Regions from separate parts of the Mus musculus genome. Here region 1 is linked to region 2. Evidence: chromatin contacts called from ENCODE Hi-C or POLR2A ChIA-PET data. All regions are on one chromosome and are shown on one strand. The core of a region is the stretch at or near the end of the contact, and the rest is flanking DNA. Distances in the headings are between cores, read along the strand shown.

Region 1 (5,939 bases), core at 2,767-5,266, 240 kb before region 2:
GGAGAGTCCAAGGAAAAGAACTTTTAGAAGCTACACCAAGTACACTGAAAAGAGAGACCCACGAGCTAGCCAGGAGAACCAATATCAGGGAAAAGAGAAGAAAACCCACACAGTCCCTGTACTTCAGTGGGGAAACTGAGGTAGTAGCAGGCCTGGGGCAGCTACATCTGTGACCTGGAGCCAGGCCACTACAGTCTGAGGGAATGTGAGCGGAGAGCTAGGAAAAAAGGAGACATTAATTAAGGCCATCCTGGGCCTTCTAGTCTCCCAACTAATTTTTCACCCCATGGGGGTCTTTCTTTGAAAGAAAAGAAAAAAAAATGTCACCCACACTCCAGAAGGCTCCAGAAGTCTGGCAGCTGAGACAAGACTACATTAGAAAGGAAGATGAGAGGTTCAGGGACCAGGAGAGACAGGACAGCCCAGGGGGCTGGCAGCAGGAGAGGCAAGCAAGAGGGATGGAGGAGAAGAGGAGTGGGGTGAGGGGGCGGGGGCAGGAGAGGAACAGGGGTGGAGGTGGGGGTGGGGGTGGGGAGTGATGGAGTCTCTCCCAGCTCTTCCTTCCCACCCTCTGTCCCTCCCATTCTCTCTTTCATGATCTTGAAACAACCTTCAAGTCTGGGCTGGAGGCCCCAGGAGGCCAGTCACTTAGGAAACAAAACTGTTTCGTTTACAAGTCCATCTGCAGCTGAGCGCCCACCCTCCCTCCCCCTTACACACTCTCCCATGGACTCTCACGTACACCCACAGTAACGCACAGCTTTCCCTGTAGCCCGCGTGAATGCCTGCACACGGACACGTGCACACCACACGCTCCTAGGCGGACTACTAATTCGTAATAAATGGGGTGCACACATCTGAGCAAGCGCTGCCCTGTCCCCATCATTTTAAAGGAGGAGGAGGCAGGCTCTCTCATCTTGTCTGAGCCGGCTTCTCAGACTTGCTATGTAGCTTGGGGTGACCTTGACATTCTGATCCTCCTGCCTCTACCTCCCAGGCATTGGGGTTGTTCTACAACCCTCACCTTAGGGATATTTGGGATAGAACCCAGGTTTCCATGCTTCCTAGGAAGTCACCCAACTGAACCACTTGCCCAGACTGAAGCTCCTTCGGAGTTAGTACTTGGTACATTCCTACCCACAGAATCCCAGACACGAGTGTCCCCTTCGGTCCTAACTAGCATCCCACCTCCACACTAGTACATGTTCCTATGTCTCTCAGCTCCCTACCCTGTGTATACACATCCTACTTCCCAGATCTCTGCCGACCAAAGGCTTGGGCCTTTTCCATTTTGTCCCTTGTGACCTTGTCCTACTCTGAGTTTTCTCTCAAGACCACTCCCGCCATCCGTCCCCACCTCTTGTTCTCAGGTCTTTCTGGTTTTCCTCCTTTGTTCCTCTCTTGACTCAAATAAGTCCCCCTGTCTGGATCCCCAGTTAGAGATTAAAGGGCCAGATGTCTACCTCCACTGTGATCTGGGGTCTGAGACAGACTCCCATAGGTCCGTGAAGGGAGTGGTCAGGAAGGCGTGGGTGAGAAGCAGGCTGTAGGTGCTCTGCCTGCTGTCACTTGTTGCCTCTCGAGTACACAGCAGAGCACAGTGTCCTTGGGGCTCTGGTCACTCAAATGCAGGACATGGCAGGGAGCCCTAGCAGGCTTTGCAAGCAGAGGAAGGGCACAGCCCTTTCCGTTACTGAGACAGCAGAACCAGGCTGTGGGAAGGCCTGGGCAGTACAAGAAGGTGCCAGCAGGGGTGGGAGGAGGTTGGGGGAGCACTCAGAGCCTTTCTCTTCAGCCTTACCTTATATCTTGAAGAGGCTAGGGCGATTACTCAGGAACTCTGGCTCAGGCCTATAGATGCTACTTATACCCCCCAAAAGGATCATCTATTCACCCCTAAACCCCACACTCCACTAGCCTTCAGGTAAATCTTCTAGAGCCTTCGTCCCCAGCTTTACATCTTCAGCTGTTCTCTGTGTCCTTGACACACAGGGACTGTGTTTAATTTCCTCTCATGATTTTCCCAGTCTCATCTACTCCAGACCCAGACCATGAGAATGGACCACAGACCATGAGAAAGTCCATGTGTGCTTATAGGGCCCATCCTTCCTGCGTAGGCCCAGGAGGAAACAGTTAGGGGCAGGTAGGCGCTGACCCTCCGGTGTCTGTAATGGAAAAATCTCAGCTGCAGAGCCGGAGGTGGCCAGCTATTTAGGGAATTCAGATGTGAGCCCTGTGCTCTGAGAGTAGATTTCCTGGACAAGAGGTCCATAATCGCTCTACAGGGAGCTCCCTCCAGGGCCAGAGGGGGCTCAACCCAGCCAGCCCAGCCAGCGGGCACCTTAGGACTCCTGCCAATGCCTCATTGCCTCCCTCCTCCTTCCCAGCCAGGGTTCTCAGACCTGCCCCTGCTCAGTGGGCGTCCACTCACTCACTACATTTCGGTGCCCAGAGAAATGGGGACACTGCAGAACTTTATCCCTCTAACTGTTCCTAGTCGGTGGGGGCAGAAAATCTTCTTCTCTCTGTCCCCAGCCTCCATTCTTCAACAAATGAATGATGCCAACACCCCCCCCCGCCCCCAGAGCGGCTGGGCTGGTCATGAGTTATCTGCTCTGTTCCTGTTTCTATTGAGAGTAATGTTGAAGACATCTTCTCAGCTGGAGGTGAAGCCCCCTCCCTCCCCCCAGACCCAACCTCCAGGATCTCCCATGCCATTAAACAGGTCTCTCACAGTGGAGTCTGCCTGACCCCTTCCTCCCAGAAGGAACCAAGGAAGTCCTTGCTCTTTCTAGTCCCACAGAGTTGGTATTTGAGGTGATAATGACTTCCATGCCCTCCTGCTACACCTTCCAGATTTGACTTCTCATACCATTCACCGACCTCCGACTCAGACTCACTCAAAGCTCCCCTGTAGCAGTGAAGGGGAGGCTCATCTGCTTCATACACAGAATGGCAGAAATGCTTCCACGTGCCTGTTGTGCCCGGACTTGGGCGGCCTTCCTGGCTCTTTCATATCTTCTGTCCTTCACCTTCCCAACTGCTTCTAAGTGCGGAGACTCTTGCTTGTCTTGAACACTGGGTTACAGGTGTGTCCACCATTAAAAATCATGTCACAATGTTATAACCAACAACATTCATGTCATCTACAAACCACACTGGACAACTATGAAATCACATTATCCAGAGAGAGAGAGAAAGAGAGAGAGAGAGAGAGAGAGAGAGAGAGAGAGAGAGAGAGAGAGAGAGAGAGAGAGAGAACGAACGTTGGTGGTGGCACATTCTCTTAATCCCAGCAGAGGCAGGGGGATCTCTGAATTTAAGGATTAGCCAGATCTGTAGAGCGATTTCCACAACAGCCAAAGCAACACAGAGAAAACTTGTGTCAAAAAACAAACAAACAAATAAAAAATCGCTACACTGTTACAAAGCATCTCAATGTTTGAAGTAAGGTTAGGATGTATTGGGCCAAATTCCTAGCTATGGTGGTGGTGGGGTGGCGTATGGAGCCCAAGAGCAACAAGTGGGACATGCCTGGTGCAGCATCTCCAGGCTTTGGTTCTGCAAGGAGCTTCAAAAGCAAGAGTCGTCTGATTCTAGTTCTAATTCTTTCTTGGTCACAACGTCCTTGCAGCCCCTTACAGCAGATGGAGCAGGCTGTTGCTTTCTCTGGAAACTTGGATGTGAGCTCAGGGAGATTCTGTCTTATCCAGTAAGATTGCTGAATTCTTATAGCCTTGCTTCCCCACCTGGAAATATAGGCAATTAGTCCCAGGACCATGAGCTGGCTGCTCTCGAGGGGCCACCTCTCCTTTTTCCAGCTACCCCTTCCCCATTCCTTTCCCCTTGCTTCTCTCTTGGTTGTAGCTGCCCATGGGATGGGGAAATGCTAAGAGGAGCTGAGGGGGACAGACCGGGGACAAAACAGGACCATCAGCTGGGCCAGTTGCTAAAGAGGCGGGAGGGGAGGGGAGGAGTCCTCAGGGATCCAGTTTCAACAAACGTTTCTTTCCCCAGAAGGGGAAGGCGGGAGTGAGGGGGAGAGGGACCTATTTAAAGCTACCCTGTTGCTCAGACTGTCTCTGTCTGTCTGCCAGGGTCTCCAGCTGCCCCAGACAGGCGGTGTGGTCTTGGGATCCTCCTGGTGACCTTTCCAGCCTAGGTCCCCTCAGCCACTCTGCCCCAAGATGGGTCGTGGGGTGAGTATCCCTCCAAGATCAGGGGCCACTCTCTGGAGGGTGGAGTAGAAATGGGACGTGGAGAGAGGGGTGAGAGACGCTGACGGACTGCGTGGGATGGTTTGAACTTGGAACTAGTCTCCCGACTGCACATGCATGTGGATTCGTTCCACGGAGCTCATGAGCCTAGGGACTGGCAGGTTCTGCAGCTACCCTGCTCTCTGCCTCTCCCACAACTAGCCTAAGAAACTACCCAAGTGTCCTTCTAGATCTCCCTGCTCTCTGCCCACTCATCCTTACTCCACAAATCCCTCCTCTCGCTCCACAATCCCGAGCTTCCCAGCTGAAGAGATCTTTGACACTGTTAGTTCTCTGCCGTCCTTGTTACCCACTGAAAATATCTATTGCTCTGAGGTCCTTAGCCCAAGAGTACAGGGGCCAGCCTGGGGCTGGGAAGAGCCACCTAGCAGTTGATTACACCAGTTCCCAGAGTTCTTCATGCCAGAGTCAGCTGGGGCAGAGAGAGCAAAGATGTATCCCCAGCCCTCACCCCAGCACCCCTCCGGATGTCCCCATAAGCACTGTCCTGGGCTCCAGGCCATAGGTTTTGGGGACCTTTCCAAAGGCTGCTGAGAACTGCGCCTGCCTATGGCATTGTGAAGCAATGGATTTGCCAGTGAAAAGATTAACAGCCATATCTGGGCGAGCAAGGACAAGGCTTCCAATTCTTGGGAATAAAATCCCCATATGAAGAAAAAGGACCCAATCCCTTTCCATACTGTGCTTGGAAGTTTTCCTCATGTGGAATCCTGGCAAAAGAGGGCACAGAGGGAAAGGGCTTGACAGGCCATTGCAAAATGCAAGGGGGACAGTGCCACAGGGTGCTGTGAGCCAATTTCTGGATCCAAGGAGGAGTCAGGCAAGGACATGTTATTGCACTAAGCTGAACAGCTGGAAAAACTCGAATCCTGGACACCAGAGATCCAGAGCTTGGGTGGGAACTGGAAATAGAAGACCATCGCGCATGTGTGCATACATGCATCTGTGTGTGTGTGTGTGTGTGTGTGTGTGTGTGTGTGTGTGTGTACACGTGTCCACAACCTTACAATAGCGTGTTCCTAGGATAGTGCTGCAGGCTTCCATGGGTGAACCTGCACTATGTTTCAGCAGGAGAATTTGCAAATGAAGGGCCTCTGGGCATACAGGGTGATGGGTGGTGAGTGTAAGGTGAGGGCTGTAAGCCCGCCCTTAGGAACTATCTATGGGCAATGGGTTTCCCCAAGGAAGAGTCATGGTTAAACTGGGACCTTCAGTAATATCGTTCCTGCTCCCCATAGAAAGAGCAGATCCAGCTGAGGGGCAGAACCTCTGAGAGTCCAAGGCCAACCAGGTCAGGCAAGCCCAACCTCCATCTAAGTAGAAAGAAAGAGCAGACAACCCTCCACTCTGCTCTACCCCAGAGTAAGGTAGCCCCAGCTCATAGAGTTCTTTTGACTTGGAAAGTAACTTGACCTTGGCTTCCCCATTCAGAACTTCTCCCCTAGTACCCTTGCTGGGTCCATAACCTGTGGCACCCCTAACCTAGTGGCTGCGCGTGACTCTGCTGGTCTGGTCTGTTTAGCGGAAAAGGCTGGGTTAAGTCTGGGAGCTCAGAGTCCTACCTACAAGGAAAGCCCTGCAGAAAACAATCCCACTCCCCACACTCAACTCTGGGGTCTGCTTCACCTCCATTCCAGTCCACGCCTGTGTGGCTGTGAAGGG
Region 2 (5,757 bases), core at 1,284-3,783:
GGAGTCCCCAGAGCCTGAGATCTTGGGATGACAGATGCAGAGGAGGAAGAAATAGTCCCCTGAGTACACGGGACAGCTAGGGCTGGGTGCTTCAGGGACCCAGGTTGTGGGGCTGAAAGTATCTGAGCTACACAGCACATGAGCGGGGAGGCACAGCACGCGATGGGGGAGGCTGGCACCAGGAGTTTGGCTCCTGCCTCTGCCACCTCTGCCATTACTTTCTGCCTGTGGTCTCTCAAGGTTCTTCTGTGTCCTTTACCCTTTGGGATCTCTGTCCCCCATTTGGATGACGCCTTAACACTTGATTATGGTGTCTCCCTACCTTATAGCCCATCATTTTTTCTCTTTTTGACAAACTGTTTGCTCTCTACTTCCTCCATGTCTGCATCTCCTTTCTGCTTCACGGCTTCTCTCAGTCTTGTTTACATCTCCCCTTTCCTGAATATGTTCCTCCATCTGAATCTCCATTAGTAGTCTCCTCTTTTCTAGTTTCTCCCCAAGTCTGTTATCTGTTCGTCTGTCTGTCTGTCTCCCTATCTGCCTGTCTCTCTGTCTCTCCATCTCTGTCTTTCTGTGTCTTTGTTTCTCTTTCACACACACACACACACACACACACACACACACACACACACACACACACACACACACATTTCTTACATCTCTACCTTCTGTAAAGAATTGACAACCTGGCCCCATCCCCCCTCCCTACCTCTCTGTCTTCCCTATGTCTCTGTCACCCTGTGACCACATCTGCCCACTTCTCTGTATCTCCTTCATATCTTAGCATCTCCTCGTGTCTCCATCATTTTCCTCGGCTTCTCCCCATCTTCTCCCATCATCTCCCCCATGGCACTTTCTCCCACTTTCTTGGATGGGTTGGAGGGCAGGAGGGTGGGGGAAGTAGGCTTGTTGTTGCTGGGGGCTCATTAGGTGGAGATCGGTTTTTAATCAGCACCATGGCAATGATGATGCAAGAACCAAGCCGCCACCTGATCCCCTGCCCCCCACCCCCTCCTCAGGCCTTCGTTCCCCTCCAGCTCAGCCCATCTGCTGGCGCCTGGGCACCTGTCTGGGCCTGCCCAGGTGGGAGTTGGCACCTCCCAGGCCTGGGGGTGGGGAGAGGAGCGTGAGCTTGGGGAGGAATTATAGGACTCCCTGTAGGGAAGGCCTCACCCTGGAGAAAGCCCAGAAAAGGTTGAGAAGACACAGGGAAGGGGCGAATCCTTTGCACCACCTGTGCTCCTACTACGGTCTACACTACTACAAACATCATCTCACTTGATCTCCATGGCAACCTACACAGTTATAATTTACCCTATTTAAGAGAAAAAGGATATTGAGGCTCAAAGGTCATTACTTGTCCAGGGTCATACAGCTGACAGAGCCCCCTATACTGTAGCTCACTGTGCCTGGGGTCCTCTGTCTCTGATATGGAGGCTCAATGAAGATGTCCTACCGCTGAATCCATGGGAGAATTTCCATGCTGAAACCCAGCCCACTATTTCTCTGTGCCTCCCTGAGCCCCAGAAACTGGCTCCCCTCTCAGGCCACCCTGCAACACACCCACTCAGACACAGAGCCACACATATGCACAGGCAACAGACCCTGGAGGCGGTTGAGCTATTGGCGTGAACGTAATCAGTGTTGATTTGCACATGATTTTCTATCTACTTTTCTTGTTGCTCATTTGGTGGCCTGCACACCCCGGCAGGCAGCCTGGACTGCCCTCCCCTCCTCTCTCCTCATCTTTGCCCTGCCTTTCTTGGATCTTCCACCTCCGTCTCCTATTATCTCTGTCCTCCCCAGCCCCTGATGCTCTGTAGATCCCTAGAAAAACTCCTTGTGGGGGGTCTCCACCCAGACTCGACTCCACAGCTCGCCTGGTAAAGGGGGCAGGTAGGAGAATAGGGCCTGAAAGAGAGACGAGCAGGTTGCTGAAGTTCCAGGATAAGGAGGACTAGGACCTGACCGGCAGCAAGAGGCAGCCTGTTAAGCTGTGGGTGCTATCTGTTTGAGAACTTTCTTGGGGGAGGGAGGACCTTCAGGTTACTGGTTACTTAGTCTGATTACTGGTTACATAGTTTCTCTCCTAGTACTTTGGAGAGCCTTCTTCCCAGGAAAAGGGAGACAGAGAAGGGGCAGTCAGAGCCACGCTGGGACTCAGAATGAAACCATGACATTTAAAACCAGCTTCTTTGGAGTCTCTCTGCCCTGCTACCTCTAGTGTGGGAGGCTGAGGGGGTTCATCTGTGGCCCTGCCCTGGCTCTTGCCTCAGCCCCACCCCTTCCCCAGCTCTCTATTTCTTGCTTATGAAATATGCATGGAGAACAGATGTCCCTGCTCCCCCACTCCCCGCCCCCCCTCAGGGCCAGCCCCCGCCCCCAGCTCCCAAGGGGTTCCCAGATCCCTCTGCCAATGGCTGCCTGGCCTGGATGTTTAATATTGATGAGGGGGGTGCCTGGGCCAGCCAATAGAGAGCTGGGGGTGTGTGTGTGTATCTCCATATATATACACACAGAGAAGGCTGGGCCAGCTCAGGTGTGTGTATATGTGTCTGTGAGTGTGTGAATGTGTAGGTGTGTGTATGTATGTGTGAGTGTGGGTGACTCCAGTTCTGGACTAAGTAAGAGCATCCCTTTTGCCTAGGCCTTACAAATCCTCATCATGTGTACCCTTCTCATCTGTCCTGGATCCTGTTCAGCCACAAGCTGCCCCTAAGAGCTCTAGAAACTGCTCACTAACTTTGCAGACAGATGACCCTTGAGCAGCGAGAAGAGACTGGGGCTCTCTACGCTGTCCCTCTCACTTGCCAGCTTGGATCCCTTGGCAGAGTCCTTCTAGGTAAGGGGGAACCATGGGCTGGGGAAGGGTGGTGCACCCCTCCTAATCTCTGACTGGAGTCCCTTCCCAGAACCTTTCTCCAGGAAGGGTCTCTCTCTCCATCTCTGCCTCTTTCCTACCTACTTATCTTGGATTCTTTGGGCAGCATCTGTGAGGGGCAGTTGGAGGAAGCAGGGTGGGAATTCCTCCTATTGGATCCTTGGAATCCTTGCTTCCTGCTTCTCAGAGCCAGACACTTTGAGAGCTGAGGGAGGAAAGACTTGAGAGGAATATGGAAGCTGCTGCCTGCCGGGAGTGAGGTGGGGAGAAGGGAGGGGCAGGTGGAGATGGGTCGTGACAGATGGGGAGCAGGAGAGAGAAAGGGAGGACACGAGAGAGTGATGGAGGACTCGGGGACATGGGGACTGGGCAGAGGTGGGATCTCTGGTTGTGATAGATGTCCTGGGAACCCCAAGGTTGAACTCTTGGTTTCAGTCCACTTTGAGAGTGGGACATCAGGGACACTGAACATGGATGGGAAATGCTCCCCCACCTTCCTACACTCTTGGTGTTCTCTTCTCTTCCTTTGGATCCTACAATATGGAGGATGTTCATAATTTCAGCATTAATTAGGTTGTTTTATGTCGCAGTCGGTGTGTAGGTGTAGGTGTCAGATGCTGGTGGTCTTGTGTACGTCCCCTTAAGCCCTTAGTAACCGCTCTGGTCTTGAACCTGTCTTCTGTGACAGTAGGGTGGGGCAAGCCTAGGAGAAAGGGTGGCTCCTGAGAGCCTGTCAGCTGCCAGCTGTCAAGCCAGGGCTGGGGGCGGTGGTGACTGGGAAGGATCCCAAGTGTTTCTACTCTTTCTGTCTCTGTCAAGGCTGAAGTCACTGGGAAAGGCCCAGTGGTTCTGATATAAGCAAACTTAGCTGAGCTCCTTAAGGGTGGCTCCAAGGAGCTGCCTATGCCCTCCTCTGCAGGCCACAGCACAGGCTGTGGGTGAGTTTCTGAAGTCTTCCTTACAGAATCGCCAAGAGGGTCAGGGGATGGCAAGGGCTAAATGTGCTAAGGACAGAGCTGGGGGATCTGGTAGTCCTGAGCAGGTAGGTGCACGTGCTGAGAAGAAATACCTTTTCTTTGGTTCTAATGGGCAGAATGGGAGGGCCTGTCTACTACAGTGGTGATGTAAAGGAGGCTGAGGGATTGTGAAGGACTGAACCAGGTGCCTGTGCCAAGGTCTGCCTTATATCCCAGTCCTCCCCACAACAGCCATCTCTGAGTTTGGCCCTTCCCTCCCTCAGCGAGAAACAAGGGTGCAGAAGGTTCCAAAGCCCCCTCCCCGCCCCCCCCCCCAGTTGTTGCTCTACCTTTCACTTTAGTATTATGTAAAAACCCCCACTTAACACAATTTGCTATCACAACAAGTGAGTGTAGACAGAGCCGGAGCAATATTAAGCATATTCTCATTACGTGAAACTCATCTCCAGAACTTTTTCATCTTGGCAATGTGAAATTCTATACTGTCTAAAGAATGGCTAGCTCCCCTCTGCCTCAACCTCCAGTCCCTGACCACTGTTGGGCCACTTGGTTTCTGTGAATTGGACTACTTTAGCAACGCAAAAGAGTGGAGTCACAGTATTTGTCTGACTGTTGACGTCGCATGGTATAATGTCCTCGAGGGTTAGTCTCCTTTGCAGTGTGACAGGAATCTGCATTCAAGGCTCACAGTTTATTATGAATACATCGTTTCTACATTGTATTTGTGCAGTCCTCTAGTAGTGGACGGTTTGAGTTGCTTCTGCCACTGCTCTGAGTGAGAGCATTCAGGTACCAACCTCTCCCGAGTGCTTTCTGAGGAGCATCCAGGCGATGGCCCGTAGCAGGTGAAACACTTTCAGACAAGGGTTTTCATTTCTTCATACTCTTGCCAACACTGGTTTAGTTTTAAGGGTTTTTTTTTTAAATATTTTTATTAGGTATAGTTTTAAGGGTTTTTTGTTTGTTTGTTTGTTTCTGTTTTTGTTTTTTAAATACATTCTCTGTCTCTGGTGGATCTGAGGTGAGCTTTTACGCTGGTTTACTTCACATTTTTAGTGGTCAGTGATGTGCCATGTATTCGCATATGTATGTTGGCCATTTGTGCATTATCTTTGGAGAAATGTCTGTGCGAGTCCTTTTCTCATTTTAAAATTAGGTTTTTCGATATTTTGGTTACTCCAGACTTTTCCTTTTTTGAGACTGACTATCCGGAATAGTCTCAAATTCACAATCCTCCTGCTCCAGCCTTCTGAGTGCTGGGGTTACACAGGAGTGAGCTGCCACGCCTACGTAGGAACTGCTTCATTCATATGCTTTGCATATTAACCTATGACCAGACTCCTGGTTTGGGACCGTTCCCTGATTCCATAGGTTGAATTTTCACTGTGGCAATTGTCTAGCGTTCTACAGTTAAGTTTGGCGTCGACTTCTTTTTTTCTTTTTTCTTTTTTCTTATGCTTCTGTTCTCATATTCAGGAAATGACAGCCCAGTCCAGTGTCTCGAGTGTCTCGAAGGACTTCACCTCTGTTTACTTCTAGGAACTCAGCAGTTTTAGCTTTCGGTCCTCGGTCCTCTCGTTTGACATTTGCTTGCTTGCTTTGTCCTTCCCTCGACTTTTCTCTTTCCTCTGTTATTCTTCCTGCTCCTTTCCAACCTGCTGGTCTCTCTAGCGTTGGACAACTATGAAGCCAAGTTCGGCTCTCCTTTACCACAACTCCCAACTCACACCTCAGCTTCCCCCGACCCCCTCCCCAGCCACACCTTTAGCGGCCAATTCTCAATTCGTCTTTCTCTATTTCAGGCTCCAGGCTGGAATCTTGACCATGGAACTTTGAAGTAACTGCTTCCCAGAGCTCAGTGGCAGACCCCGGCACTCCAGGCCCTTGCTGCTTTCCTCC

What was found. Hi-C counts contacts between places; a loop is a spot of excess contacts on that map. ChIA-PET counts read pairs that join two places held with the same protein, here RNA polymerase II (POLR2A).
Region 1: a loop to region 2 is called in a map of T-helper 2 cell, with 2.0 times the contacts of the local background. The contact joins the promoter of Atp1a2 here to the promoter of Nhlh1 in region 2. A Hi-C loop is called at or near these places in 1 of 37 maps with a recorded cell type or tissue (T-helper 2 cell). POLR2A ChIA-PET finds 5 or more read pairs at or near these places in 1 of 5 experiments (Patski).

What each region holds. Positions count from the first base shown.
Region 1 is chr1:172,296,141-172,302,079 of GRCm38, reverse strand. Atp1a2 (ATPase, Na+/K+ transporting, alpha 2 polypeptide) reads left to right here and starts at 4,016. Exons shown (of 23, transcript NM_178405.3): 1 at 4,016-4,199. The coding sequence starts at 4,188.
Region 2 is chr1:172,054,372-172,060,128 of GRCm38, reverse strand. Nhlh1 (nescient helix loop helix 1) reads left to right here and starts at 2,533. Exons shown (of 2, transcript NM_010916.2): 1 at 2,533-2,842; 2 at 5,661-5,757.